7 separate regions of the Mus musculus genome follow, and regions 1, 3, 4, 5, 6 and 7 are each linked to region 2. Evidence: chromatin loops called from intact Hi-C (ENCODE). Cell type or tissue: heart. All regions are shown on one strand.

Region 1 (4,000 bases), 69 kb after region 2:
TCTTATCCGTTTGGTTAGCCTGACTAGCCAATGAACTTCAAAGATCCACTGCATCCATCTTCTTCCGACCCCACCCCAGGCACTGGGGTCCAGGCACCCCTCTCCCCAAACCCAGCTGTTTGGGTGGGTTCCAGGGATCCACACCCAGGCCCCCACATTTACACAGCACACATTTTACTGAGTGGGTCATCTCCCTAGCACCTCCCACAAACATTTTTTTTTAATAAACTAGCTATCTTGAGAGAACATGGATTATGATTTTACAAAAAGTAAATCCATAAAATACAAACAAGATTCTAACCCGGGGTACTTAAGAAATGCAGCAGCCATTTGAATGACAAGCCTGGCAGGAGGCAGGGGAGGCACTATTCTCAATCGACACCCTACACTTCAGAGTATTCCAGAATGCTCACAAAGATAGCAGCAGAGTTCAGGGTCAGAACAATAGAGTGGAACTCTCTTTACCTAATACTTAAGTTCTGGACTTCACTTTCTATAGCACAATAGGATTGAGGTCCCAACAGAACCATTTAGCAAAGGTCTTTAGAGGAAGTAGAGATTGATACCAGGTACTACAAAATTCTGGGTTAGGCCAGAAAAACGTTATGTTCTTAATGTTCCCACTTGAACAATTACACTAGGTTCAATATGTTCTCGTACTTTAATAAAAAAAAAAATTGGTCTTGACTCTGGGTATGTTTTAACCAGTAGAGCACAAACTGTGGGCTCACTGAAGATCATAGAAAAAGCTATAGACACTGTAGGGCTTTTATAGAAAGGTCATTTGCCGTTCTCATCCTCCACAGTCCTTGCACAAGGACCTGCTTCCAAGTCTCCAGGCCCCTGGCAAACCTCAAGGGGTTATGGATGCCTTAAAAGTTGTGACACCGTTCGGAGGCAGGGATGAGTAGCCATCCATCCAGTCTACAAATGCTTGCTCACTGGCAACCACTTTTCTCAGAGGCCGGGCTTCCCTATGCCCCATTGGCCAAGGAGGCGGGGCCAGGCGCCAGGGTAGGACAGACATCCCCAGCTAGCTGCGCCAACTTCTGGAGTTCTGGGGTGTGCATCCGTAATGACAGGTTCTGTTTCTTGAGCATCCACTTCTGCAGAGCAGCTTTGGTGACTCCAGGAACCCACCCAGGGTCTGAGCCCTTCTTTAATGACCAGGTATAAGTCATCAGTCACAGGCAACCTCCTATTACCTCGGAGCTCCTCAGGGTTCAGTCATCCAACTCCAGATAATCTTTCATTTATCCTTGTCTTAATGAAGAATAAAAACAAGTCAACCAACCCTCCCCCCTTCACTCTGTCACTCTGTCCATTCCAGAAGTACCCCACCCTGTACGGGTACTGTTGATGTGTCAGTGAGGAAAACCTATCAAAACCCCTGTCCTCCCGGAGTTTGCTTTGCCAATGCAGTATTCAGTGGCCACAAAAAGTTTCAAATTCTTTTTCGCCCATCCTCATGTGAGTCTCTCAGGAGCTTGATACCGTGCTTAATGTTAACTTGACGGAAACAAAATCCTTAACGTGTAAGGGACAGACACTGGCCAGGTGCAATCCAATTCTCCCTTCAACTTGACTGTCTCCCGACACTAACCTCCCACACCCCACCCCCACTTATTGTCGCCTACACTTCAGGTGGCTTTAGGGTCCCCGCTCCCCCAATAGAGGTCAAACAAAAACAATGGAAGGGACCGTCCACAACACACTGCCGCGAGGGTGGGCCCCGCAGAGAGGTACTCTCGGTACTCACCGAGGAGCCAGCCCAGAATGGGCACGAGTTCTTCACCTGCGGCGAGCTGCTCAGCGACAGCGCCCCGAAGCTGAGCGCCACCATGCAGCAGCCCAGGATCAGCTGCAGGAGCCCGAGCGACAGCAGCGGGCGCGCGGGCAGCAGCGCGGAGCCTGGCGCGGCGGGGCGGCGGGACGCGAGCGCCGGCGGCGGGGCCAGCACGGCGGCGGGGGCGCAGCGGGGCCGGGCTGGAGGCTGCAGAGCACCCCGGGGCCAGCGCGGCCGCAGCGGGGGCAGCGGCGGCTCCTGAGCGGCGGCGGCGGTGGCGGCGCCAGGACCCCCGGCCTGAGGTCCGCCCGACAGCCCCGCCACCGGGCAGCAGGAGCCCGGGAGCACCACCGGCAGAGACATGGGCGCGCGGCGGGCGGGCGGCGCAGCCGAGCGGAGGGCGCCGCGCACCGGGCACCCGCGCCGGCGCCGCGCAGGACGGACTGCGCACGGCCCAACCACTTGCTGCCGCGGCCAGCGCCGGCCGCGCCCACGTGCCCCGCGGGGCCCGCCCCCCGCCGTCCCCTCTCGGTCACCCACGGTGACAAGTGCGCCGTTGCCTTGGGGTCACCGGGAAAAGTGTCCAGGGACGGCGGGAACCATGCAGCTAGCGGCTCAACCGTTGTCAGAGTCTGTCTGCAACCGCGGCGCCAAGGGACCCGTGGTGGACCCAGGTCCCTTGAGCTGGCAACCTTTAAATAGGAAAGGAGTCCCTTGTGGTTCTCCTCCTCCACCACGCCCGGAGGAGGGGCTGTGGGCGACCCGACGGGAAAAGGTCCTAGCCCGGAAAGAGGACACTCACTGGACGTTACCGCCCGGGAATGCAATCTGCATCTATGGCTTCTATGGAGAGTTCCCGGCTCTGTCGGTGCAGCTCTGCCGGGAGGGAACAGAGTGCTTTCCCAGCACCAGAGTGGGAACAATAGTGGCCAGGCCAGGTTACCTTGGGAGACACTAGTCAGCAATCACAATGGAAGAGCCCAGGGCGGCCCTGTGCAGTTGGCAGGGGTCACAAGCTCCATCCTTTTAGCTTTGACCGGGAGCTAATTGGCATCACATGATAGAACACAGGCTCCCAAACTTCGCAGGAAATGGTCTAATGAAATCTTAATCTGCCTTGGTAATTTATAATATATGTATCGAACTTTGAGGGGAAAAAAAGCAATTATTCGCCTTTGCACAAAAGTTTCCCCTAATAGAATGTCTAGACGGCTCATGTATCATAGGTAAGAGGGTGATCATGAACTTCTTTTCCAGGTAAGGACAAGAGCAGTGTCGGTTTGCAGCCAGTTGTAGCCCTTGAAAGCTTGGCTTATTGGAAAGGTGAAGGAATCTAATGCCCTCCTGTTGAGTAAAAAGAGAAAAGCAGGTTTGGCCGTGTGTTCTGCTTGCGAAGGCTGTATTGATGCTGAACATTATGTCCCACAATGTGATGTATTAGACATGTGCGGGTGTTTACATACACACTTTTAAAATCATTAAACCACCATGTTTAATAGTACCTGTGACTTCTTTTCTGACTGCTCCCAGGAATAAATGTCAAGGTTGGGGGCAGGGTGTAGTTTGGCTTTTGTTTTGTTTTTAAATGAACACTGAAAATCTGATGTCCCGTGTACTTAAGAACAAAACCTACAATAGATGCTCTTAAATTGCAGGTGAAGACGAGTTTCATCCCTTCAGTGCTGTGATTATAACTTTTATTTTAAACACAAGCTTAAAAGTATTTAATTCTTAAGGCTGGATGACACCCTGCAATACAGTGTGTCTACTTGAGTGTTCAGACATTCTCTCAGCTAAATAAATCTATTTATTCTATTGGCCAGAGCCTGACACCTGAACCATGCCATTAAAAATGCATTCCTTGTGTCTAAGAATGTTTGCATTAGAAGTCAGGATACCCGCTTTCCCTTGGGGATATTTATGAGTAGGATGAGGTTGGGGGAGGTGTGGGTGACAATCTACTTTTCAATGCCAGTGCTAATTACACAGCAAGGGTTACTCTGATAATCTATATGGTTACACTTAGGGTCTTTCTGCTTCTCCGTATTTTTATACTTAAGGATCTTCCTAAAAGACTTCAAATGCCCAAAGCTTTTAGGTGTTATCTCTATGTAGAAACACAAAGTAGCAAAGACAAGTAAAAATCCATAGGGGGTCTTAATCTACCAGATCTACACATTAGAAGGTCACAGGACCTCCCTGGAAACTCCTACT
Region 2 (4,000 bases):
TCCTTCCATACCGTCTACCATTGCCCAGCTCCTAACATTTGTAAAAGGAATTTGGTCCGTGCTATAGGGCATCAGCAGATACAGGACCTTCCCCACACGAAGTCTGCTTCCAAGAACCTGAAGCTGGAAAGAACAACGCCTGCTTCTGCAAAGATGAGCCCCTCACTGGTCACACACTCCACCCTTTCCCATCTGACAGACCTGGGACCCCACAGCAGCCACAGCAACCTCCTCCTCCTCCTCCTCCTCCTCCTCCTCCTCCTCCTCCTCCTCCCATTGTTGTTGTTGTTGTTAAGGAAACAGGCTTGGATCCTCCAGAGGGCAGTGGGCCAAGGACGCTGAACTGCTAATTAAAAGGGCCCAGACTGAATGCAGCTGCCTGCAGGTCTGAGTCCCTAGGAGAATTGTACAGACCATTCCACCAGAGAAGCTGAAGGGAATACATTCATCTCCCAGTCAGCGAGAGAGGCAGCTTCCTTCCCATGCCCCCAAGCTAGCCCTGGTTCCTAGTGAAGAGAACACGGAAGGAAAAGAGCTGTGGAATGTCACCACCTCACTGACTCCAGAGGGACACTGGTCTTTAAAAAAATGACCACAGCCCTTTACTGTGTCCTGGTGGCTTCACCAGAGGGTTGGGTGTGTAATCTCCCGTGGGGACAGCCCAAGCCCATGGTGTGTGGCACCCAGCTCTGAATCCCCTGCAGGAAACAATGTTGGATACAATTATTACTAAAAATTGATTCATGAACACGAGAGATGGCTCATCTAATAAAGGACTTGCATTGCAGGCCTGAGCACCTGGGTCCTATCCTCAGGGCCCATTAAAAGCCCCAGGGTGACAGTATGGCAGGGCAGGCCTGTAAACCCAGCAGAGCAGTAAGGAGACACAACAGGCTCCTGAGGGACCCGATGTCCAGCCAGTACAGCCTATGAGTGACTATCAATCTCTGACCTCTGACATACACACACACACACACACACACACACACACACACACACACACAATCAAAGCAAATCGCTGGTAACAAAGGTACAGCATCATCAGGACACAATGCCTCCTGCACTCCGCATCGGGTGGGTCCCAGCCCCTGGTGTGTGTGTGTGTGTGTGTGTGTGTGTGTGTGTGTGTGTGTGTGTGCAGTAGCATGCCCACATCGCTAAGGACTCTCAGCAATTTACACCATAGACTTACACACATCAGGGCCTGATGGACAACTTTGGCAATTGTCTAAATTAACAAAACTGATAAGGTAAAGTCTCTATCTGGGAGCTCCCAAATGCAGGTAAATTTGAAGAAGTGAGTCGGGAGATGGGACCAGGGTGTTTTCTGCCGTGAAAAGCACAGAGGGCCTGGAACAGTTAGATCATGGGGTCCACCTAGGAAGGCATAGGATGAAACCTGTTTTCTATTTCATTTCTCACTTAAAAAAAAATGTGTTATGAGTGACAGCAGGAGCTTCGGGTAGATCAGGCATTTCCCTGTCACTGGGTCCTGTTATGTCTCCCCCGCATCCCCACCCTGGGTCGTTGGGTCAAACTGTGGTACTCTGCCGCCACCTGGTGGCAGACAGCAAAATGCTACAGTACTCCAGATGAAGGCAAGCACGCAGTGTTTTTATTGTCCTCAATTCTCTAGTCATCTGATGATCCTTTGGTTTATCCTTCCAAAGCAGGTGAGGGCGTGGCAAGGAAGAAAGCCCCTCCCCCTTCGATTGTTTTGCCTTTCGAGATACTTTCATGAAAAGGTAAATCAAGCAGCGAAAGAAAGTTATCAAGCTGGAACACAGACCCTTGGAGGGCTTCCCAGCAACCCTGCCCACATTCCAGAACATCCCTTCCACCACCGTGGCCCGCCACTGGGTTTTCAGAGTTCCCGCCAATCTAACCCTGGCGTGTGTTTCTCCTGACCTGGGACACTCACGATTTGTACAACTCAGAGGTGTGCAACATTCACCTGGGGTTGCATTCTGGAGGATGTGGGACAATGATACTCCAAAGGTTTCAGGAGAAATTGGTCTCCCTGTCCTCTGACCTTGCTTCCCCATCAGGCGCTGAACTGCTTCCTGCTGCAACAACCGTGTGATCGCTGACCACGCGTATTGCAATGACCCTGCACGCAACTTCTGTGAGGCTGACCCAGATACAAAGCAGCTGGCTCGGAGGTTGGTCCTGAGGCAGGAACAGGTCCTCAGCCTGCTTAAAGAACACTGAGGAAGCCAGAGCAGCGTGGTCAGAGCACAGGCGATGAAGGAGTCTGTTTAAGGGCAGGGACCAGAAAACTAATACAGAGCCACATACCTGGGGAAACTGAAAAGGGGGCGGGGCAGGGACACACAACCATGGACTGCCTCACTATCCAAAGAGAATCCAGAACCCTAGTGGCCTAAGACAGGCTTCCTTTCACACTTTTAAATATAAAGTTGTCCTTTTAAACCCCCTTTCACTGCCTCACTGGGAATTATCTGAAAACATTTCTAATGCTTTTATTATGCTATCTTATATTTTTTTAAAAAAAGAAAATCTTGCTAGGGATCAAACCCCAGGCTTCAAATATGCTAGACAGGCACTGTCACCGAGCCACACCCCAAGCTATAAAGATACTTCTTGTAGGGGAATTTTAATCCAGTAACATGGCTGCTCTGGCAAGAGATCATATCCAAAGACCTTCTGGGTCTGTATGATCTGGCCGGAATATAAACATAACTTTAATTCCTCTGAGTAGAATACAGACAGGGCCTCAGTACACACACCCTTAATCATAAATAATGGAGGTAAGGTTGGTTAGTAGAAAGAAGCATCAGTGTTTGAAAAGTGATGAGTAATTGAGACGTCAGTTAAGTTCAGGCAATGCGGTGGAGTCCAGTGGAGTTCCGTTCAGTGCAGTGGAGTTCAGTGGAGTTTGTGCCGTTCTGTTCATCTTGTGCAGACAGCGTAGTCAGTGCAGTTCAGTTCATGAAGCAGTCGTTCCAAGCAGAGCAGTTCAGTCAAAAGCTGAGAGGAGCCAGTTTCAATCAGTCAGCTAGGAGAGGAGTTTGAGCCAGAACAGCTGAGTTGAACCAGCCAGCCAGAGTTCAGAGAGAACTAGAAAGGGTGGGCTTATTCAGCAGCAAGCCTCTGAGATGACAAGTACATCTGGCAAATAAAAGTTACTATTACACTTCTAAAGAAAAACACCCCTCTGCCCCATTGCTAGATATTTGGCAGTTTTGATGATTTCTTTGATAATCTTGTATGCAATTCATATTTTGGTTCTTAAATCCCAAACCTTTCTCAAGGTTTCAGTAATAATATTGCAAGAAGAGTCCAGTTGTTCACACTTGGAACCTCACTGCAGGTACTAGTTCCCAGGCCTCTGGCTGGACAGACAGGATGAAGTCCCAGGCCTTAATGTACCCCAAGCCTGGTTCCAACTTCTGTCCAGCTCCAGCCTCTGCGATTCCTGGAGATACCTGGGACCACACGGTCCTCCAAACAGCTCTTCAGTCTCAGTAACTACCTGGTGACTGTCAGCAGAAGTCCTCTTCAGACTCCAGGATGTTCCCACAATGCACTACTCACCACCTCTACCAACACCCTGCCCCATCCACCTCCAAGTGGCATGACATGCCTTTCCCAGAGCTGAGTATATTAAATTGAGGCATCTGCTCTCTGCATCTCTTCCCTGTCACTCTGTGAGTGCTGTATGGGTGATGAAGTCTCTGTCTTGTTCACTTCTTGGCCCACTGCATCAGCATCGTGGCAATCTATGTAACATGAGTGTTTGGGGAGAGTCATCAATTGGCCAGGAAGGCAGAGAAGCAACAGAGACTTCTGGTGCTGGGTCAGCAGCACCGCCTTTGGTATACAGGGATTGTAGGGGTACCTGAATCTGACCACAGCTTGTGACTGCCCTTTTTAGGACCAACTACTACCATCTACAACATTCCTTCCCCACCTACAGCACCCTGCTGGCTCCTTAATACCCTCAGCCCTACCCTGCTTAGTCGAAGGAGAGAACCTA
Region 3 (4,000 bases), 300 kb after region 2:
TTGCTTCCCCTGGTTTGCTCAGCCTGCTCTCTTACAGAACCCAAGACTACCATCCCAGGGATGGCACCAACCACAATGGGCTAGGCCCTTCCCCCTTGATCACTAATTGAGAAAATGCCTCACAGCTGGATCTCATGGAGGCATTTCCTCAAGGAAGGCTCCTTTCTCTGTGATAACTCCAGCCTGTGTCAAGTTGACACACAAAACCAGCCAGCACACAAGTTAAGACCCTGCCTCAAAAAACCAACAAAACAAAACTTTCTTCTTTCGACAGGGTCTCCCATAGCCTCAGCTAGCCTCCAATTCCTTCTATAGCCAAGGATAACCCTGAACTCTTGATTTTCTTGCCTTTATCGCTCAAGTGTTGGGATTACTGGCTTGCTCCATAATTTCTAGCTAAAAGTAGTTTTCTTTATTGAAAATTAAAGCTGTGAAATTGAGAGCTCTATCAGTGTGTCCCCTTCCTTCCCGTTCTGTTGCTGCATCTACCCCACTCTTCAGGTGAGAGGAGAAAGCATTTGGGATGCGGTTTTATACTACCTCCTTTTGCTACCTTTAAGAGGAGTGACTTCCTGGGGTCATTGCGATGTGTCCACAAAAGGAAATGGGGGACCTGTCTGATCTTTCTCTGCTTCCCATCCTAAGATGGGACATTGTTCCTACACATTCTCCCATCAGGGTACACCATTGTATAAGAGGCTAAAGTAGCCGTCCCTTGCATTCCTCAGTCTTGGACCCTGAACCTTGAAAACCACGAGATAAAGAAACCTTTCCCTTTTATCGGTAACTTGTCTCAGGTATTCAGGGTAGCGATGTGAAGCTGACTAATACACGGTACTGCGGACAAATCGGTAGCTGGTGTTGGCCATGATTTGTTATTCCAGATGTATAAGACCCTTGTCTCACGTTCTAGCTCCTCATGGCCTGGAGAACAGTGGACACAGTAACAGACAATGAACCCTGAGAGTTCACCACTGAGAACACTCGAGGGAACTTTCGAAGAACCCCACACTAGAAGAGTGGGGACACAGCTTAGCAGCACAGTGCTTGAGCGGTCCCAGCGTGGTGACCGCATTGTTAGATCTCCAGCATCACAAAACCATGAGGAGACTGAGGTGTGGTGGGAAGGCAGGGTAGAGGGAAGAGATGGGAAGTATCTTGTGTAGGTATAGATACACGAGGGCTTTTAATACTGCCAATCAAATGCTGGACATACAGAGAAAAGGGCAAATGGACAGGCAGGGCTTCCGTTACAAGAGCAGAAACCTCTCTGAACACAAAGTACCCCGGTCACATGAAAGCAAAACAAAACCAGGAGAAACCAAAGAATGTTCTTTGATCCTGCACCACAGCCCTGCTCTCAGGTAGAGTTGGAACAACTCAAGACCCCTCCACATTGTCCAGGGTTCTGCGCCCAGATTCTGGGGCCCAGGCGTCCCCCACATTCTATGGCAAGGGGGCCAGGAAATTCTGTCTCCACAGGACCTCAAAGGTTTTCTTCTGAAATAAGAAGTTATAATCATGGCCCTGTGAAAGACAGTCTGGATAAATATGATATTACTTCCGGGGTGATGGAGAGAGGGCTCAGTGGTTAAGGACGCTTGCTGCTCTTCCGCAGGACTGGTTTGATGTCTTTCACTACCCTGGGCTGCTTACAACTGCTTGTGACTACAGCTCCAGAAGATCTGGCTCCCTCTGCTGGCTACTGTAGGTATGGACACTCAACCACATCCATATCCACACCCACAGACATATAAAGGCCCGTCCCCCTTTATGACGTAATTGTGATGAAGCGGGGTTACTTATGAGACGCCCCCCCAAGCCTCTCATATACATTAGTTTTTAAAACAGATAATCTGGTTTTTAAATTAACTGCTTTTATGTTGTTTTGATATATGAGTGCTCTGTCTGCAAGTATACCTGCAGACCAGAGGAGGGCATCAGATCCCTTTATAGATGGTCGTGGGCCACCATGTGGTTGCTGGGGATTGACCTCAGGACCTTTGGAAGTGCAGTCAGCGCTCTTAACCACTCAGCCATCTCTCTAGCACCTAAAATTACAGGTTTTAAATGTATTTGTTTTATATGCATTGGTGTTTTGTTTGCATATTTATCTGTGTGAGGGTGTCAGATCTCCTGGACCTGGAATTACAGATAGTTGTGAGGTGCTATGTGGGTGCTGGGAATTGAACCTGGGTCCTCTGGAAGAGGAGTTGGTGAGTGCTCTTAACCACTGAGCCATCTCTCCAGCTCCAATTACGGGTTTAAAAAGAGTTTCCTTGGAGTTTCTTGTAAGTGACTACCCTGACACGGATGCCAGGATTTGAACTCTAGCCCTTGTGCTGGAGCAGAAGGGCTCTTAAGCCATCTCTCCAGCCTGAGTGGTAACCATTTTGTTTGCTGTGTGTTTGTTGTGGTGGTATTCCAACCCAGGGCCTTCTCTCACATGCTAGGCAAGTTCTTTGCCACTGAGCCACACCTTGGCACCTTTTAAAAACTGCCAATACCATTAGGCTTCCAAAGAATTCCACACTGCTTCTAGCTGAGATTTCCCACGGCTCCTTCAAAATGTCTCCTTCAGTACTGCTGTTGAGCCTCAGGGAGGTTAGTGTGAAGGCTCCCTGTGGGCATCGCTAGGCTGTTCCCAGACCACTGAGGCAGCAGCTGTATACTTATCAGTAAGTCCTTAGTTCTGAGACAGGGTCTGACTGCAGTGCATCCTGCTGCTCCTTCAACTGCAGGCATTGCCACGGGGCAGGCAGGCATGAGGCTGGGGGCCCTGGGGCTGCTGATAAAAATCACCGTCCCGTCCCGTTGTGACAGAGTCAGAGCCCAGCTCTGCCAGCAGAGTTACAGAGACCTTCAAAGTAGGCCAGGAGTTAAAGTTTAACTTACTTTGAGGACAAAGTGCAAGTTTTCTCAGATACTACAATATAAAAAATTCCTCCCTCTTTCTCCTTCCTACCTTTCCATTTTGGAAACTGAATCCAGGGCTTATAGATTACTGGATAAGCACTCTCCCACTGAGATATGCCCTCAGCCTTCAAAGTAGCTTTTTTTTTTTTTAAAGATCTATTTATTTATTGTATGTATGTGAGTACACTATCGCTCTCTTCAGACAGACCAGAAGAGGGCATCAGATCCCATCAGAGATGGTTGTGAGCCACTAAGTAGCTGCTGGGAAATGAACTCAGGATTTCTAGAGCAAACTGAGCCATCTCTCTAGTTCCCTCAAAGTAGCTTTTTAATGAATGAATGAATGAATGAATGATTATTATTTTTAATCGCAGGTATGTGCCACTGTACCTAACAAAAGTGGCTTATGGATAGCCCTGGCTATCCTGGAACGCACTATATGGACCAGATTTGCTTATTTGCTTTTGCTATAGGGTCTTACATGATAGCTCAGACTAGCCTTTGAACTGGCTATGTAGCCAAGGCAGGCCTTGAATTCTTGCCTCTACTTCTTGAGTGCTGGGACTATAGCTATGTTAAGACTGTGTCTGGCAAAAGTATCATTTTCAAAGGCAAGCCAGTGGTTTTTCTCTTCTGGGGAATGATATACTGGAGAAAACCAGTCTGGGCCAGGCTCTGAACAGTTCCTTCTGCTTCAGGTCTTGTCAACATCCTGATGCCTGAGTTGCATAGCAACCCGGGTATCAATGAGGAGAAGGGTTCAACTACAAGCCAGCCTCCCTGCCGAGGCAGACAGCCGTAAAGTCACGGCAAAGCCAGTGACTGACTCCCTCTCAAACGGTCCCCAACACCGCATTCCAGATGAGTTTACCCCTTATGGATTTTGACTTCTGAACATACCTGGAAGGAGAAGACAGCCAGATTTGCTTGTTTGGGGTCTGCTTGTTGATCACGTAGGTCCCTAGATCCCCGCCCAGCTTAATGGTGAGCACGCCATCCTAGGGGGTCAGGTGGCAGGAAGTGTGAAAAAATAGATTAGTTAGTACTGTGATACACACACACACACACACACACACACGTAAAT
Region 4 (4,000 bases), 280 kb before region 2:
CAGTGTCAGAGAGATCTCAGGGGTCCAGATTAGTTGAGACTGCTGGTCTTCCTATGGGGTTGCCCTCCTCCTCAGCTTCTTCCAGTTTTTTTTTCTAATTCATCTACAGGGGTCCCTGGCTTCTGTCCATTGCTTGGGTATAAGTATCTGCATCTGACTCAGATGCTTGGGCAGCCTCTCAGAAGGCCATGGTAGACTCCTCTCTGTAAGCACGCCAGAGCATCATTAATAGTGTCAGGCCTTGGAGCCTCCCCTTGAGCTGACTCCCAATTTGGGCCTGTCACTGGACCTCCTGTCCCTCAGGCTCTTGTCCATTTTTGTCCCTGCAGTTCTTTTAGACAGGAACAATTCTGGGTCGGAGATTTTGACTGTGGGATGGCAACCCCATCCCTCACATGATGCCCTTTCTTTCTGCTGGAGGTAGGCTCTATAGGTTCCCTCTCCCCAGTGTAGGGCATTTCATCTAAGGTCCCTCCCTTTAGTCCTGAGAGTCTCTCACCTCCCAGGTCTCTGGCACATTCTAGAGGGTCCCCCCACCTCTTATTTCCCAAGGTTGTCTGTTTCCATTCTTTTGGCTGGGCCTCAGGGCTTCAGTCCTGTCCCCACCTCCAATACCTGATCATGTCCCCCTTTTCCCTCCCTGTCCCTTATCCCACCCAGGTTCCTCCCTCCCTCTGCCACTTACCCCCAAGTCCCCATGATTGCTTTCTTCTCCCTCCCAAGTGGGATTATGGCATCCTCACTTGGGCCCTTTGGCTTGTTAACCTTCTTGAGTTCTGTAGATTGTATTCTGGGTATTCTATATGTTTTTTGGCTAATAACCACTTATTAGTGAGTATATACCATGCATATCCTTCTGGGCCTGAGTTACCTCACTCAGAATGATATTTTGTAGTTCCATCCATTTGCCTGCAAACCTCATAATGTCCTTGTTCTTAATAGTTGAGTTGTACTCCATTGTGTAAATGAACATTTTCTGTATCCATTCTTCCATTGTGGGACATCTGGGTTGTTTCCAGCTTCTGGCTCTCACAAATAAGGCTGCTATGAACATAGTGGAGCATGTGCCCCTGTGGCATGGTGGGGCATCTTTTGGGTATATGCCCAAGAGTGGTATAGCTGGGTCTTTAGGTAGACCTATTTCCAATTTTCCGAGGAACCTCCAGTAGCATATTACTTTTTAAAAAAATGTAAAAGATGTGTGTGCGTGTATGTTCCCACAGAAGCCAGAAGAGGATGTTGGATCATCTGGAGCTGGGGTTACAGGTGGTTGTGGTTGCTAAAAACAAGTGTACTTCATTGCTAAGCCATCTCTCCAGCCCCTGGTATCACTCTTCGACAGGACTCTTGAACTTGCTCTTGGTCTAGGGATGCAACACACCCCATTTGTCTCACTGCTTCTCCCAGAGCTTGTCAGAGTCTTTTAGGGTCTTAATCAGGTCTGTTTTGCTTTCCACAAGTTTGTAGACTGTCTCTTGTTTCTTCACCAGGATCAGGACCAACCACAGTTTGCTTTTCAGAGATCCAAGTTTCAAATAGCCCAGCCAAAGATAACCTTGAATGTCACCTCCTGTTTTTACCTCCCAAGATCACAGCCACGCACTACCTTGCCAGGGCCAAAAACCAAAAATTAAAAAGATACAGACTTCAAGCATCAGAGAAGGAGGAAGAGGAGGAGGAGGACGGGGAGGAGGAGGAGGAGGAGGAGGGAGAGGAGGAGGAGGAGGAGGAGGAGGAGGAGGAGGAGACACCATCACCAGTTAGAGGCAGTCAGAACTTTGTACTTAGAAGGGACAAATAAACCTGATATATAAAAATAAAAATTTTAATTACAACACTTTTAAAATCCAAATGGAACAGAGCAATCTTATAATTTGTGGAGCAAGAGAGGTCAGGAACAATTGTCAAAGCCTTTATTTTATTTTATACTCCAAATTAACGTAGTGATCACGAAATGTATCAAAAATGCTAAAAGTACAGAAGTACAGTGGGTTACTTTTGTTTTTAACCTTATCCCCGAGATCTGAAGGGTTCTTTCTCCTGTACTTTCTTTCCTTTGCTTACTACATTACAAGATCTAACTAAACGCGCTACTTTACACTTCATGCATAAAGTAGCACAGGCGTGCAAAAGGAGGTCAGCAACCCGCCTCCTCCCCGGGTGGGCCGGTGAAGCGGGCCTGGTGCAGCCATCCGGAGGTCCCTGGGTAAAGGCCACTCTGGGACACGGCTGCTCGGAGAAGTGCGGGGGAAGCCTCCTTCCTCCACGCCTAGTGAACCAAAACTCCACCAAAAGCCACCGAGCTCGAAGAGCCGGCCCAACCCAGCGGTGCTGCGGCCCTCCCTGACCCGGAAGTGCTCGGCGGCCTCGGCGAGAACGCGCCTGAGCCAGCGCGCGCGCGCGCCCCCGCGGAACTCCCGCCGGCGGCTGGGCTCTGCCGGAGGCGCGCCCGATCGCGGCGGCCGCCAACATGGCCGAGTCGAACGAGGAGGTGGCGGTGCTGGTGCAGAGGGTGGTGAAGGACATCACCAACGCCTTCCGAAGGAACCCGCACATGTGAGTGGCGCGCCCTGCGCCGCCGGGGTCGTCGGGGGCGGCTCGGGGCCGCGCTCTAGTCCACTCGCCGGGGCCGCTCGGGGCCCACGCGCGCTTCCGACAGGCGGAGCGCGGCTGGGACTGTCGCGCCGAGCCGGCTGGCCGTTACCAAGACGCGTGGCGGGGCAGTGCCGGGGAGCGACCTCCGAGAGCCACGTCGGAGCGTGGAGTTTTCTGCCCTGCGCGACGCGTCCCGGGAGTTGTGGCAACTCTTCTCCCCGCCGCCCTCCGCCGGGATGCGCTTGCCCCGCGGGCCACTACCGTGGGTCTCTGTGTCTTGGAGGCGACTCTCGGTTGCATCCAGTGCGTGGCTATAGAGGATTATCCACCCCATCATACTCCCTACAGCCCCCTTTCGGGTTAACTAAAGGTGATTGGAAGCTGCCTTTGACTTTTCGACTCGCTTGTCACAAAATTGCAAAGCGAGTCGGATGTAACAATTTTTGAAGGTGACCTGAGTGGATCTTATAAAGCTGTTGCAAACTGGATACTTTTTTTTTATTAGTAGCGCGTCCGAAGTTACAGACGAGCATCTTAAGGCATTCTTACCTAGCATTGTTGCCTTCTAAAAGTTCACTCCTGAACTGATACATATATTATCTCTTTCTCCTCCCTTTCCATTTTATTTGTTACTCTCTAGGAAGATACTCTTAAGATTGTATTTTTCTTTTCCTGATACTCTCCCTTTAACGAATGGAAAGGAAGCTACTAAAGAGTTACCTACATCAGTATACAAAAGAATAAGAAGCCAGAATGTAGCCCATTCCTGGGGAAACAAACATGAAGTCCGGTTTTGTATTATTTTCTCATTGGTTATACAATTTATTTTTAATATTTTAATTTTTTTTACTAAAACACATGAATTATTTTTACGCATTCTAGCCTCCTTAGCTTTTCCACTAAATGAAAGGCCAAACACTTTAATCAAGTGTTCTTTTCCTCCAAGATGATCTCAGAAAAGAATTTAGAAGTCCTCAGATGGCCTGCTTTCTTCTCTCAATTAAGGACTTAAAACTGTACTTCCTTCAAGACAAAAGACTACTGGCCTCTAAACATACCTGCCAGCCCCGACAGCCCCTAAGTCGTCCTCCTTTCCTCTTTTGACTGCTGACTTTTTTCCCCAATGAGTGTTTGGAGTGATTTCCTGGCAGTAGCCATAGTGGCTGCTGGGCCTTTTAAGGAATGCTTTGATGTCTTGTGTGTCTGTCTTTGAGGCCCTTTTTGAGAATTCCAGCTGCAGAGCAAGTAAAAGACACATCCTTTGGGGGGGGGGGGGAAGCTGGGCAAGTGAGAAGGTTCATTTTTTAATCACTGGTGTCATTTTCTAAAACATTGTAACAAAGGTTAGACATTTAATATCGTGATCACTCCAGTTTCTCATCTTTGAGGTGGACAAAAAATACTA
Region 5 (4,000 bases), 200 kb before region 2:
TCTGATACCTTTCCTTCCTCTAACTGGTCTCCTGGAAAGGCTTTTTCCTCAGGCAGTCCAGGGAACATCAGATACCCCTGCACCTTGGCAGTTGGAAAGTTCACAGTTGTTCTCTGATGTGTAGTTTTCCCAGGGTGCTATGAATTCTGGAGGGACGAGGACCCTATCTGGCTTTCACCAGAGAGGGTAGTTTTACTGACAAGATGAATAGGGAATGACTGTCACAAGAAAAACAACAATGGCCCTTATTTCTAGTATATGTTTAAGTTTTATGAAAAGATACTGGGGGGACAGGAGAAGCTATACTTTTCTTTGTCAAAGCCAAGAAACTAATTACGAAGTAGAATGCAGAAATTCATGTGAATTTTAAGGCTAAACAAGAATTCTAGGATGCCTCGGGCTACACCCGTAGATATTTCTGGAGATACTGTGCTTAATATGGAAATACTGTATAATGATAGATTTATCTCTCCCTAGGTCAGATAAGGAAGGCTTGTCTTCATTTCACTAGATGAGAATATGCATACTAAGACGGACTTGAAAATTATAAGGTTTCGGGGGAATATGACCCTTAATTTTTAAATTGAGAACTCTGTCCCAAAGAGGGGGGAGGATGTAGCTATGGAATCGCCTATTACAGATGGAGCTGGCGCCTGAACCCAGGCGCCTGAACCCAGCCCCGCCCTCGCCCCTCCACTCCCACCCCGCCGCCGCCCAGGGGCCAGTCCACCTTTTCATTAAGTCACAACACCTGCTACCTGGTCCCTAGTGCTCAGGGTCCCCACCCTCCAGAGAACCTAATCATATACCAGGCGAATTGCCTCTGCACGTCTGGAAGACTCTTTTAAGCTCCTAGCAACGGGCATCGAGAAACCAAGTGGACCATTTCCCGACCCCGCCTTCCAGACGCTTTCTGGGTGGGGCGGGTTGGGCAGCGCCCCCAGTGGGCGGCCAGACAGACGCCCAGCTTGTTCCTCTCAAGCTCACGCGGGCGCCCCCTCGCGGCCACTCGAGGAGCGCAGCGCCGCATTGCAAGCTCCAAGCTTTTTCTTGGCTTTCAGGCCCGGGAAGCGGGAAAACTGCGTGTCACTAAGCAAGAGGACACGGGCAGCCGTCCACGCGGCAGTGTGTCCTAAGCGTGACCAGAGCCCATTCGCAGAGACGGGGCCGGGGATGAGCGTTAGGGACCTGGGACAGAGGACCGTGGAGGTCCCCCTGTGTCCCCGCGGGAGGCAGCCACGTAGTCCATTCCAGGCTCTCGGCCACGAGAGGGAGGGACTCGCGCACAGCTACGGCGACGGCTGTGGACCCCTCGCACGCTCACGCGCGCCCGAGCTGGACTGTCGCGTCGGGCCCGCGCCGCGCGCGCGCACGCGGGTGGGCGTGGGAGGCAGGGGCGCTGCTGCACGCGGCGTGCGCGCGCTCCCCCCGCCGTCAGTCGCAGCCGCCCGGCCCCGGCGCGCGTCACGAGGGCGAGCGGGCGGCGAGCAGGGGGTGGGGCCGCGGCCGGAGGGGCCCGAGCGGCTGCCGAGCTAGAGCCGGAGGAGCGGGGCGCGGGCGGCTGCGGTCCCGGTGGCGGCGGGGGAAGATGGTGGCGCTGGAGGCGGGAGCAGCTGGAGAGCAGCTTTATTCCCAGGCTTGGCACGGTCGCTGTCACTAGCGCCGCCTGCTCCCGCGGGCCCGCGGACCCAGCTGTCAGGCAAGGTACCACCGCCAGGGCGGGCTGGGTGAGTGCCGGGCGCCCGACGCCCCGGACGGAGCTCGGGTCCTTTTGGAGGGATGATCCCGGGAGCTAGGGGTGAAGCGTGGAACAATAGTGCGGATGAACAGGGACGGCAGGCGACATCCAGGGAGGCAGTGCTTGGAGCTAGCGAGGCGGGGGAAGGGTGTGTACTAGAGAGATGCCAGGCGTCCGGTGCGCGCTGAGATACCCGGCTTTGGGAAGAGCGGGCCTGATGACAGTCACGGAAGGAGTGTGTGTGTGTGTGTGTGTGTGTGTGTGTGTGTGATAGCAGAGGGGATGGAGGTGGCAGATCCGAAGTGTAGGGGGAGATGACATTTCCAGGAATCCCCGCTAGGATCCCTCCTCTCTGGCTGACTGATGATGGAAACCGTGAGGTGGGCAGGATGCACTTGGTGTGTGAAGTGTGGAGGGGAGGCAGTAGGGTAAGGCCGGGTTTGTAAAATCCCGTGTAAGAGTGAGTGTTTAGCGTGCAATTGGATCCACGCTCTCAAAACTGCGCCCCACATCCAGCGATCTGCTTTTCCTGACTTGATGCCGCCAGCTAACACTGTGGGACAGTATTGGTTATTTTGACCCTGCAAGTCTAAGAACAGTTTCTGTTCTGCTACTGTTCTTGGGTGGCTGGGTGTACGGATTCTCGCTTCCCCTTTCCCTAACGTCCTAACACGGGGATGTGGAAGTGAGCGGTTGCTTTGAGGCACATGGCAGCAAACCAGGATAATGGTTACACCTTTTGAGACAGCTGGTGTCCCTGGCTCTGAAGGGCGCTTTCTTTGGCACTTCACAGCCTCTCATTGACTGCCTGACTCTGCAATTTCTATTGTTTATCTCTTGTCTAACCCCAAGAAGAGGGTGTTTAATGGTCATCTTCCTCTCCCGTTCCCACAACTTTTATCACCAGACTCCCTTCCATATATAAGTACTGAAAACCTTCTAGCTGAAGATTGGATAGTCTTTGCAATGATTCTTTTAGAATAAACTCTTGAGGTGTGTAAAGAAGGTGGGGGCTTTAAAAATACAAGAACAAGATTGAAAGGGAAGTAAAAAAAAAAAAAACAAGGAAAAAAAAAAGAGTGCCCCAACATGCATTCTCTTGGGTGTTTTTCCGTGGGAAATGGGATGCTAGTGACAGCCACTCTCCCGGCTTTCACAATGGTTAGAAGGTCCATTTAGGAACTGAAATTTCCCGAGACCCATGGATATAAGATCTCCAGTCAGTGAAGTCCCCGATTTCCTTCCCAGGACAGCTCACTCGTAGGAAATTTGGCAAATGTTTGGCTCTCCAATGATGTCTAGGAACCAAGACAGAGAAAAAGCACGCAGAGTCTATAGATGCTTAAATTTCTCTGCGTAATAAAGATAGGGTTGCGTAGAGAGGGAAAGCACTAGAGATGGCATATCCGTATGCGTGTCCACTGCCGCCTGGTTCCCTGGAGTCTGTATTTCTCCTGCAATATCCATAGGAGTGAATGCACCTTTATGATAATAGCCCAGTACTTTACTGATGTCATATGATTGGATTCACCTGCTTGGGACATATTTTAGTTATAATACCTTAAATTCTACTGAATTGCTGTCAGAACCCAAATGGGCTGCACTGGGCCTCTTTGAAAAGCTTGAAATAATCACAAGGATGTACAAATAAATGTATGATATACTGACACCAAAGATTTCTTTCTTTTTCTAAAAATTTTATTCTTTGGGCAAAGTATAAAGTGTTATTCCATGGGTACATTGAAAATAATAAAGCTAAGGCCATCTACATATGACTTTTCCTTCTCGTTTATTGTTTTTAAAACAAATGATGACATGTGGACCAACTATGCTGGAAGCTATGAGTGTAAAGTAAATTTCCCCGCATCCTTCAAGCCAAGCCTTCTGAAATTTTAATGTGAGGTTGTTGGATCTCATCCGAGACTTTAAAAAGGACTTATAAAAATGAATTTAGAATCCTAGTTCTTTAACTCTCTTAATGCTTTGGCCATATCTCATTCTGATGGATGTAAGTCACTTAAGAGGCTTAGGTTTCTTTACTTTAAAAAAAAGTTATCATCTCTGTATACGCAAGTAAAACCACATATGTAAATTTCTTATAAGAAAACTCAAGAATATTAGAAATTACCAACGTAAACAGCCTGATTAGAGAAAGAAGTGCATACAAACACAATTGATGACTTGAGAATTTCTGATTTCCTTTCTCATGTAAATGAGAGACTTTTTCAAATGCCATGCCCTGCTTTCCTAACGTTTGGCCCG
Region 6 (4,000 bases), 100 kb before region 2:
TCACCACACTGCACAGCTGCACAGCTCTTCCAGAGGACCTACGTTTGATTCCCAGCATCCACCTGGTGGCTTGAAACCATCTGAAACTCCAGTTCTAGGAGATCCAGTGCCCTCTTTTGGCCTCTTACGGTACTGCACACATTAGTGCACAGGAATGCATGTTGGCAAAACACCCATAGGCATCAAAATTAAATTTTAAAAAAGGACTTCTTACAAGGTTTAAAACTTACAAATTCTAATATTGTAAAGTATCTTTTCTGTTTTACAGAATTTATATTCTATAAATCCTATTACTCTGGTAGATTCTATAAACTTTTATTATATTTAGATAATATAAACTCTGTAAAAATGAAACTACCATTCAACCATGATCTTAAAACTAAATCAAACCTGCCAAGTTAGATTCTACAGTTTGAATACATTATTTTCTAATTTTTAAAGTTTTGTTCTGGAATAAGATTCAATATAAACAAAAGTCACTTTAACAGCTAGAGGGCGTATCTGTTTCAAATTCCAAAGTGACACTGATTTTTTTTTTTTTTTTTTTTTGAGTGTGTTAATATTATCGTCTAGAGAAAAGAACGGGCTGTTTTGTAAATTCATCTTCACAGCTTGGGCCTGTTAAGCTCCTCCGTGGGAGAAGTTGGAGGGACACATTGCTTGGAGCAAACGCTAGGTGTGCGTTTGAACTCCGTGGGCACTGATTTCATGCAGGACATCTTTGCTTTGTGTGTGAGACTAAGCGGTCAGCTGGGCTGCTCTCATTTGCTCTGTGGCATGAATTTGCTGAAGAGAAAGATACAATGTATCAGGCAGTGTATCACCGCCTCTCTCTTAGAAACCCAAACCCCACTCTTCTCACAGAGCAGCTACCAAGGCGCCTAGCTGAGTAAACCAGAGCCTGCGTCTGTCTCTACACCAGATTCTTTTTCAAACTGAAATGTTTCCGATTTGCCATTTCCTGGTACACAGAGTTTTGTTGTTGTTGTTTTGTTTGTTTCTGTTTTGTTTTGCACCAAAAGATTGTATGGAACCTCTTGGCCTCCAAAACTTCATAACATAGCTTGGAGTAATTAGGTTTTTTTTTTCTTCTAACAACAACTACAACAACAACAACAACAGGTCACCCAGACGACTTTCTGTGACAAAATAGCCGTGGTAGCAAAAAACAAAAAAGTGTTGGTTCTGAAGTTCCATACTCCAAAACAGGAAGGCAGGGGCATCATGTCATTAGTTTTGAATACAGATGTTAAGCTGTAGATCCCTGCAGGTTCCCATGAGCCCAAACTTCCAACAGCAATACAGAGCAGCCAGGACATTCACCTGAAATCTGTCCCTGAAACCCAGCATCTGGTTAGGGACTCAGATGCATTTTAAGCACTCCATTGTCTGAAAGCATAACACGCCAACATGGATTTCTTCACATTGTTTCTGTTAATGCATTAATATATATCTCCATATTTCCTGCTTGTGTGTTCCCATCCACATATGTACATCAATGCAGCATATGCAAATGTCCGTGAAACAACAGTAAATTATGGATGTTGGTAAACGCCCTGGGACCTTTGACCTTTGACCTTTGAACTTGCTGGTCCCTTGATCTGGCTGCCTTTCCCTCCCCAGATAACTAGATACTCATCCTCCCGTCTCCAGCATCCTCACTTTGCTTATTTCACGGGCCCCTTTCAGAGTGCAAAGTATATATTTGTATTAGAAACTCCTCAGTCTACATCCCATAGGGGCAAATGCCTTGGCTGTTTTATTCAGTGCACATTCCTAGTGTTTACCACAGTGCCACACATTTCATTGAAACCCAAGCAATGTTTGCAAAATGGAAGAAGGCCTGGGTGAGTTAAAGGTGATCTGATCCCATGTTCTATGGTACCTCAGGCATCATTCCTAGTCAAAGCCGGTGTGCATGCGCTGACTGACTGGGACTCGCAGGACAATCGGAAAATATGAATATGAACTGAAGACAGGAGAGGTTAAGGGGGTGAGGGAGGGGAGGGGGACTGGTCCAAGTTGAGCTGAGAAAAAGGAGGGGGCTTTCAGAAGGCATTTAGGAGGGTGGGAGAAAGAGACATGGTTGTGACTGCTGGTGAGGCATGTTATGAGCCAAAAAAATTCAAGGTCCAGCCCAGGCGGTATCATCCACTCACATGGTACGGACTCTCCTAACAGCCGGCTATCTAGAAAGACTATGATTAAGTCTCATTCTCAAGTGTACAGGCAAGACTCTACACTTTGCCTTGCTTTGCGTTTTTTTATTTTTTTATTTTTTTTACGAACTTATTTCAGAAGCTGTCTTCCCTTTCTCTTTTTGGACCCTGGTATAACTGGAATCAAGTTCAACTTGGGGCTCTTCGCGCTACAATTACACACTCTCACCACAAGAGGGCACTCGAAATCCGGTGAGGGCAAAACCTGGCCACTTTTTTTTTAAATTTACTTTTTACACTCGATATTCCATTCTCCACCACCCCATCCACCCTCCGACTGCTCCATACTCCAGACCTCCTCCCCACCCCACCCCGTCTCCACGTGGATGCCCCACTCCCCACCCCACCTGACCTCTAAACTCCCTGGAGCCTCCAGTCTCTTGAGGGTTAGGTGCATCATCTCTGAAAGAACACAGACCCAGAAGTCTTCTACTGTATGTGTGTTGGGGGCCTCATATCAGCTGGTGTATGCTGTCTGTTTGGTGGTCCAGTGTTTGAGAGATCTCGGGGATCCAGATTAATTAAGACTGCTGGTCCTCCTGCAGGATCGCCCTCCTCCTCAACTTCTTTCAGCCTTCCCTAATTCAACAACAGGGGTCAGCTGCTTCTGTCCATAGGTTGGGAGCAAATACCTGCATCTGATTCTTTCAGTTGCTTGTTGGGTCTTTTGGAGGGCAGTCAAAAAGGATTGACACCCCGAGGGCCAGGAGAAAGAATAAAAACAGGCAACTTCAGGAAGTAGGAGGTTAGGGGGACCCCAGAGTACACCAGAGACCTGAGAGGTGAGAGACTCCCAGGACTCAAAGGAAGGGACCTTAGATGAAACGTCTGACAGTAGGGAGAGGGAGCTTATAGAGCCCACCTCCGGCAGGAAGACAGAGCATCAAATGAGAAATAGGGTTGCCATCCCATAATCACATCTCTGACTCATAATTGTTCCTGTCTGAAAGAATTACCGGGATGGAAATGGAGAGGAGCCTGAGGAAAAGAAGGTCCAGCGACAGGCCCAAAGTGGAATCCATCTCAAGGGGAGGTCTCAAGGCCTGACACCATTACTGAGGCTATGGAGCGCTAACAAAAACCTGGCCACTTCTGAGTAGTGACGAACCTGAGAGTTAAAATGTATATACCATGGTGGGATGTGAAGTGATGACTCAGTGAATCGAACTGGTGGGAAGTGAGATTTGTAGCTTTGAGGAGGATCTTGGGTGGGAGGGGCCTAGAATGAAAGAAGACAAAAATCTCCCAAGGTACCAGGAACGTGAGAGCCAGGGTTACTGACCTCCCTCAGGCAGTATCTCAGGTGACTGGCAGGCTGCTGAGACCGTTGCCCCATCTTTTGCCTTAAGGACAGACTGGGGGCTTGTGCTTAGCCCAAGCGTGGTCTTGCGGCTGCGTAAGGATAACTCATTTCCCTTTCTACGCTTAGCCTCGTAGAGTTTTGAAGCTGTCCCTAGGGCTCCACGTGGGCTCTCTTTCACTCTGCCCTCCATGAAGACAAGCGTCTCTGCTCTTCCTTTGGGAGGTTTTGTGCCCACAACCTCAGGCCTTTCAGGGCTTCCACCGCCTTCCTGTCTCGCCAACTGTTTCCGCGACAAAAAGAGATGTCCGCTTCTTCTTGTCCAGATTGATCTGAAGTGGATGACCTTGTCTGCCTCAAAGGAGACAAAGGGTGGGGTGGGGTGGGTGAACAGGAGTTTCTAACTGGGGCATCTGTGCGTGGCAGACCCAGTCGGACATCATCGGAAAGAGGCAGCCTCCGCGAGGCCACGCCCTCTCTC
Region 7 (4,000 bases), 61 kb before region 2:
AGCTTCTCCCAGACGCAAAGTGTTATCTTCAATTAACTTACCTCATCTCCAGAATGTCACCTGGCTGTTCAACGCTGGGCAAGCCCTGGTGCCTGAAAGCTGGCTGCCTACTGCCACCAAACCATTGCCATATCAGAATTGCTGGAGCATGATCCGCCAGATAGTGGCCCACCACAAGTCAGCTATTCCAGCCACCCATGCTCCTCGGAATTAAAAGGAAAAAAAGTTATGGGGAAAATTTTTTTTAACCCATGGTCTTCAACTTCTCTTCACGTGACCCTACTCCCAAGAGGAACCTTTCTCTCTGACTTGTCTCACCAGACAACATATGTGTGAAACCATAAGAAAAGCAACAGGAGGCAAACGGCCAGTTTCTGCTGAAAAATTTGGTCCCTCGAGTTAGCACACAGAGCCAGCATTGAGAGCTGTGACAGGTTCACTTAGGAAGTAGTGGGGAAGGGTTTAAGACTCCCATAACTCCTAAGAATGTTTGTCTCATCCTCTCCAACATGGCTCCTTCAGAATTTATGCGTGCTAAGTGGACTGGAGGAAAAGGATAGGTACAGGGAGAAGAGCATCCGTGTGTATACAGTGTGTGTATACTGTGTATCATGCAGTCCTGCTGAATCTTAAAGCACATATGTCCATAAATGGGACCATCTTTAAATCAAAATTTATCCTTTTAATAAGCATAGTTGGCATTGTGCTCTTAATCATGAGATGTCTTTGTGGATGTGGAATTCTCTCTGGAAATGTGCCATAAGGATCATATGTGTGGCATCACTGTATGGCATGTTGGCTCCTTCCGGAAGTTAGGGCTCACTATTTAGGGTGGGGTGGGTCACTGGCACACTGAGTTAATATACTTGACCTCAGTGCTTCTCGCTCACCTTCTCTGCTCTGGGTTTTCCCTTTGCTGTCTTCCAACAGGCAAATCCACACCATGCCACTCATCCTGGGCCCTCCCTTCAGTTTCCCTGGTTCCCAGCTTCTGCATTAGGCAGCACCCCACCAGCCCTTTTTATCCAGGACTGCTCTAGCTACATCAAACTAGCCTACTAGTCAGTGGGAACGGAGCATGCACCACCTGCTCCAGGTCACAATTACTTTATATTGGCAGCCTGTTCCCTCCCAGAGACCAATGCACAAAATAATTTGAGGCAGGAGGTTGTTTCAACCCTGACATTGCTCAGTTAGTCAGAAACCAGCCTCCTCCTTGCTGAAAGAGAGGCATTCTCAACACTGTGGGAAGTAAAGGCCCAAGGTTAGTACCTGCCCTGATCAACACCTGTAAGCTGGTGGAAAAAAGCATTGGGCGATGCCCCGGCTTCACCTGGGTCTTAGATGTCTTGATGCTACCCCCTCTCTATCCTGAATTCAGCATACGGCCCACAAGGATTCTGATTTTTCTTTTAACGGTTGCTAGGAGACTGTCCACCAAGGTCAGATGCACATGTTAATTAATTAAGACTCATTAGCAGCATCTTGCCCTGTTGACCTGGCTGCTGTGTTGTCAAGCCTCCAAGGACAAGTAAAAAGAATCGGACCACTGCCAAGAATTCTATTTCTGTGCGGGATTCCCGTGAGGTGCTCTGAAATGAGGGGTTCCCTCTGTGGATCTCCGCCTGCTCATGAGGTTCTGGCCTGCCACAATATTTCCAGGATTGGATAGCAAGGGATGGAGTTGAAATGGGATCCAAAGTCAGGCAGACAGAGTTTAGGATGAAGATGTGTTCTGTCAGTGCCTGAGTTGGGGTCAGTTCCTTGCTGGGGATGTGAGGTGGTACTCTTGGGAAGAGAAAGGACGGCCTTATGGTATCTCCAATACTGCATACATTCATACCTGAAGAGGACTGGTCCCCAAGTAAGCACCCATGGCTCAGGTTGGTCTACTGACTTGCTATGAAAGAGTACATATCCCAGGGCACTCTTTGCTATCTCCCGGGGTCCAAACTGTTCAAACTTAGATAAATAGGTACAGATGGATCCAGTCGTTCCAACATCCCTAAGGCTTGGACAGATGTGTAACCATGGAGACAAAGGATCACCTAGAGACAGCAGAGATGGCCTCCAGGATATTCATTCCATCGAACAGACCTCAGGAAAGGAAGGAAACCTGCTGCTTAGACAGTCACTTTGGATTTAATTGAGTATTTGGACATATAGGACATTGCCTGAATAAGAAATACGACATAGCTACAGGAAGTCATTTTTATTGCTTTTCTGCTTTAAATCTTTTTATTTGTAAATATTCTTTGGAATTGAACCTGGGTCCTTTGGAAGAGAAAAGGTGATCTTAGTCACTAAGCAATCTCCAGTGGGGCAAGAGTCTCGGTGTGCGCCCTTGCCTCACAGGGATGACTGGGGTGGGGACTGGCCAGCAGAGGGCACTAGGTCTCACCCTCCTCCCTGACTTCAGAGCACAGCCTGGCAGTAGAGCCCTAAGTCTTTGTGCCTTCCCTGACCTGAGAGCACCAGTAGCAGTTGGGTTCTAAGCCTTTTTTCCATCCCTGACCTGTCCATCACTTTCCTACTGAACTAGGAGAGATGTAGAACTGTGGTCCCTATTTCAAAGTTGAAAGTCCATCTTAAAATTGGACTGACATGTTATAGTGTACTCTGCACCTAAGGTATTGTACAAGACCCCAGGGATACTGTGTGACAGAAAGAGGTCTGTCTGCATAGTGTTCTACTTGAGGCCAGTCCTTTATCATGTCCACAGCTAGACTTCTCAGCCTACTCTGCTCTTAAGGCTTTTATCTGAATCCTTATGTGATACCTGAGACTACTGCCACACAACAGATCATCCCAAAATTTAGCAGCATAAAGCAACACACACACACACACATCTACTTCATACTGCAGAACCCCTGTGAGGCTGCAAGTGGGCATGGGGTGGGGGAGGATACCATCATAGCTTTCCTGGGAAAAGCTCTGCTCCCAAGCTCCCACGCTGTGGGCAGGATCCAGCTCTTCAAAGCCAATTGGCTGACAGCCTTGGTTTCCCATTGATCATGGCCAGGGCATTCTCAGTTCTTTGTCCCATGGGCCCAGTCTCACCCTTAAAGTATGCAAGACCAAAAGGCTCCAGAGTCTGATGGTAAGATGGAAGCCATAGTCCTCGGTCACCCAACGACATCTGTTTAGGCAGATACCTGGCCCGCATGTCCCTCCTGAGGAGAGGTGTAAATGGAGGTTCTGACCTATGGGGCCCATCTGAAAATCCTCTCCCCTGTATTTGATAGCAGTGACTATGTCAGCAAAGCCCTCAAGGGTGAGACCACAGCTAACAGTGTCTTCTGCCATCGACCTCATCAGCCATTTCCAGTCCCTAGACTTCTGTTCCACCTTGTGGCTGTAAGAAAGAAAACCTACAGGTCCCAAAGTGACTGATGGGAGAACGAAGCCACGCACTATATAGGTGTGAGGCAGCACTTGAGTGGAGCTGGTGGTTACATCCAAGAACATAGGGCTAAGGAGCAGTGGAGAAATTCTAAAGGGGAACTTTTGTCCTGAAGGACAAAACATACCCATGGCATGCTCTTGGGATGAGTTTGGTTTTTGTTGTTTTTTTTTTTCCCCAATCTTAGGGAGCTTCCAGTATCCAATGAATCTGCTGTAAAGACTCATGAGTTATGGCTAAGCATTCATTCTCTATGGTCTTCTTTGACTGTGGGGACAGAAGTATCTGCCCACTAGACTGTAGCCTTCATCCCTGCTCAGCCTCACTTGGGCCTCTGGTTGACCCAGTGTATTCTATGAATAGTATTGTTTCTCTCTGGACCAAGACGCCTCGATGACTGGGGAGTGTGGAATTCGGAGGAATTGCTGGGGTTGGGAGAAGCCTGTAGGGTAGGAGGCCTGGACGGTGAACCAGCCTTGAGGCTGGCTGCTGTCCGAGCACTGTGCTGTCTCCCTCCAGCGCCAGGGCGGTGTGTGGTTCCTATTCCTTACGCTCCCATCGCACGCAGCACGATCTCGCTACGAGTAAAGTTTTCCA

The links. Peaks named below come from ENCODE experiments on the same cell type or tissue, not always from the same donor. Only the 100,000 strongest peaks of a DNase experiment are listed, where the experiment ranks them.
Region 1: it touches region 2 in a loop (2.2-fold over the local background); 8 of 42 quality-filtered maps call a loop at or near these places.
Region 3: it touches region 2 in a loop (2.4-fold over the local background); 6 of 42 quality-filtered maps call a loop at or near these places.
Region 4: it touches region 2 in a loop (2.0-fold over the local background); 3 of 42 quality-filtered maps call a loop at or near these places.
Region 5: it touches region 2 in a loop (2.7-fold over the local background); 10 of 42 quality-filtered maps call a loop at or near these places.
Region 6: it touches region 2 in a loop (8-fold over the local background); 31 of 42 quality-filtered maps call a loop at or near these places.
Region 7: a loop joins it to region 2, with 5 times the contacts of the local background. A loop is called at or near these places in 14 of 42 quality-filtered maps.

Annotation. Positions count from the first base shown.
Region 1 is chr19:24,028,789-24,032,788 of GRCm38, forward strand. It overlaps Fam189a2 (family with sequence similarity 189, member A2), which reads right to left and starts at 2,231. Exons shown (of 11, transcript NM_001114174.1): 1 at 1,760-2,231. The coding sequence starts at 2,149. In heart, no CTCF peak of the experiment used is centred here; DNase peaks (open chromatin) are centred at 993, 1,763 and 2,413; H3K4me3 peaks cover 3,201 bases; H3K27ac peaks cover 2,122 bases; H3K27me3 peaks cover 248 bases.
Region 2 is chr19:23,960,158-23,964,157 of GRCm38, forward strand. No RefSeq gene overlaps it. Among named protein-coding and RNA genes, the nearest start is that of Gm34076, 45 kb to the left of the region's middle. In heart, a CTCF peak has its summit at 1,558 (motif pointing left); DNase peaks (open chromatin) are centred at 354 and 1,574; H3K27ac peaks cover 594 bases.
Region 3 is chr19:24,263,486-24,267,485 of GRCm38, forward strand. Fxn (frataxin) reads right to left here. Exons shown (of 5, transcript NM_008044.3): 4 at 3,817-3,914. Among named protein-coding and RNA genes, the nearest start is that of Fxn, 15 kb to the right of the region's middle. In heart, CTCF peaks have their summits at 1,706 (motif pointing left) and 1,928 (motif pointing right); a DNase peak (open chromatin) is centred at 1,696.
Region 4 is chr19:23,684,990-23,688,989 of GRCm38, forward strand. Ptar1 (protein prenyltransferase alpha subunit repeat containing 1) reads left to right here and starts at 2,411. Exons shown (of 7, transcript NM_028208.1): 1 at 2,411-2,556. The coding sequence starts at 2,471. In heart, no CTCF peak of the experiment used is centred here; a DNase peak (open chromatin) is centred at 2,402; H3K4me3 peaks cover 2,313 bases; H3K27ac peaks cover 2,531 bases.
Region 5 is chr19:23,757,365-23,761,364 of GRCm38, forward strand. It overlaps Apba1 (amyloid beta (A4) precursor protein binding, family A, member 1), which reads left to right and starts at 1,512. Exons shown (of 13, transcript NM_177034.3): 1 at 1,512-1,727. In heart, a CTCF peak has its summit at 1,751; DNase peaks (open chromatin) are centred at 987, 1,347 and 2,327; H3K4me3 peaks cover 1,994 bases; H3K27ac peaks cover 1,508 bases; H3K27me3 peaks cover 1,218 bases.
Region 6 is chr19:23,858,194-23,862,193 of GRCm38, forward strand. All of the region lies in intron 1 of Apba1 (amyloid beta (A4) precursor protein binding, family A, member 1), which reads left to right. Among named protein-coding and RNA genes, the nearest start is that of Gm34076, 57 kb to the right of the region's middle. In heart, CTCF peaks have their summits at 130 (motif pointing left), 451 and 2,375 (motif pointing right); no DNase peak of the experiment used is centred here.
Region 7 is chr19:23,898,995-23,902,994 of GRCm38, forward strand. All of the region lies in intron 2 of Apba1 (amyloid beta (A4) precursor protein binding, family A, member 1), which reads left to right. Among named protein-coding and RNA genes, the nearest start is that of Gm34076, 17 kb to the right of the region's middle. In heart, a CTCF peak has its summit at 2,375 (motif pointing right); a DNase peak (open chromatin) is centred at 2,977; H3K27me3 peaks cover 577 bases.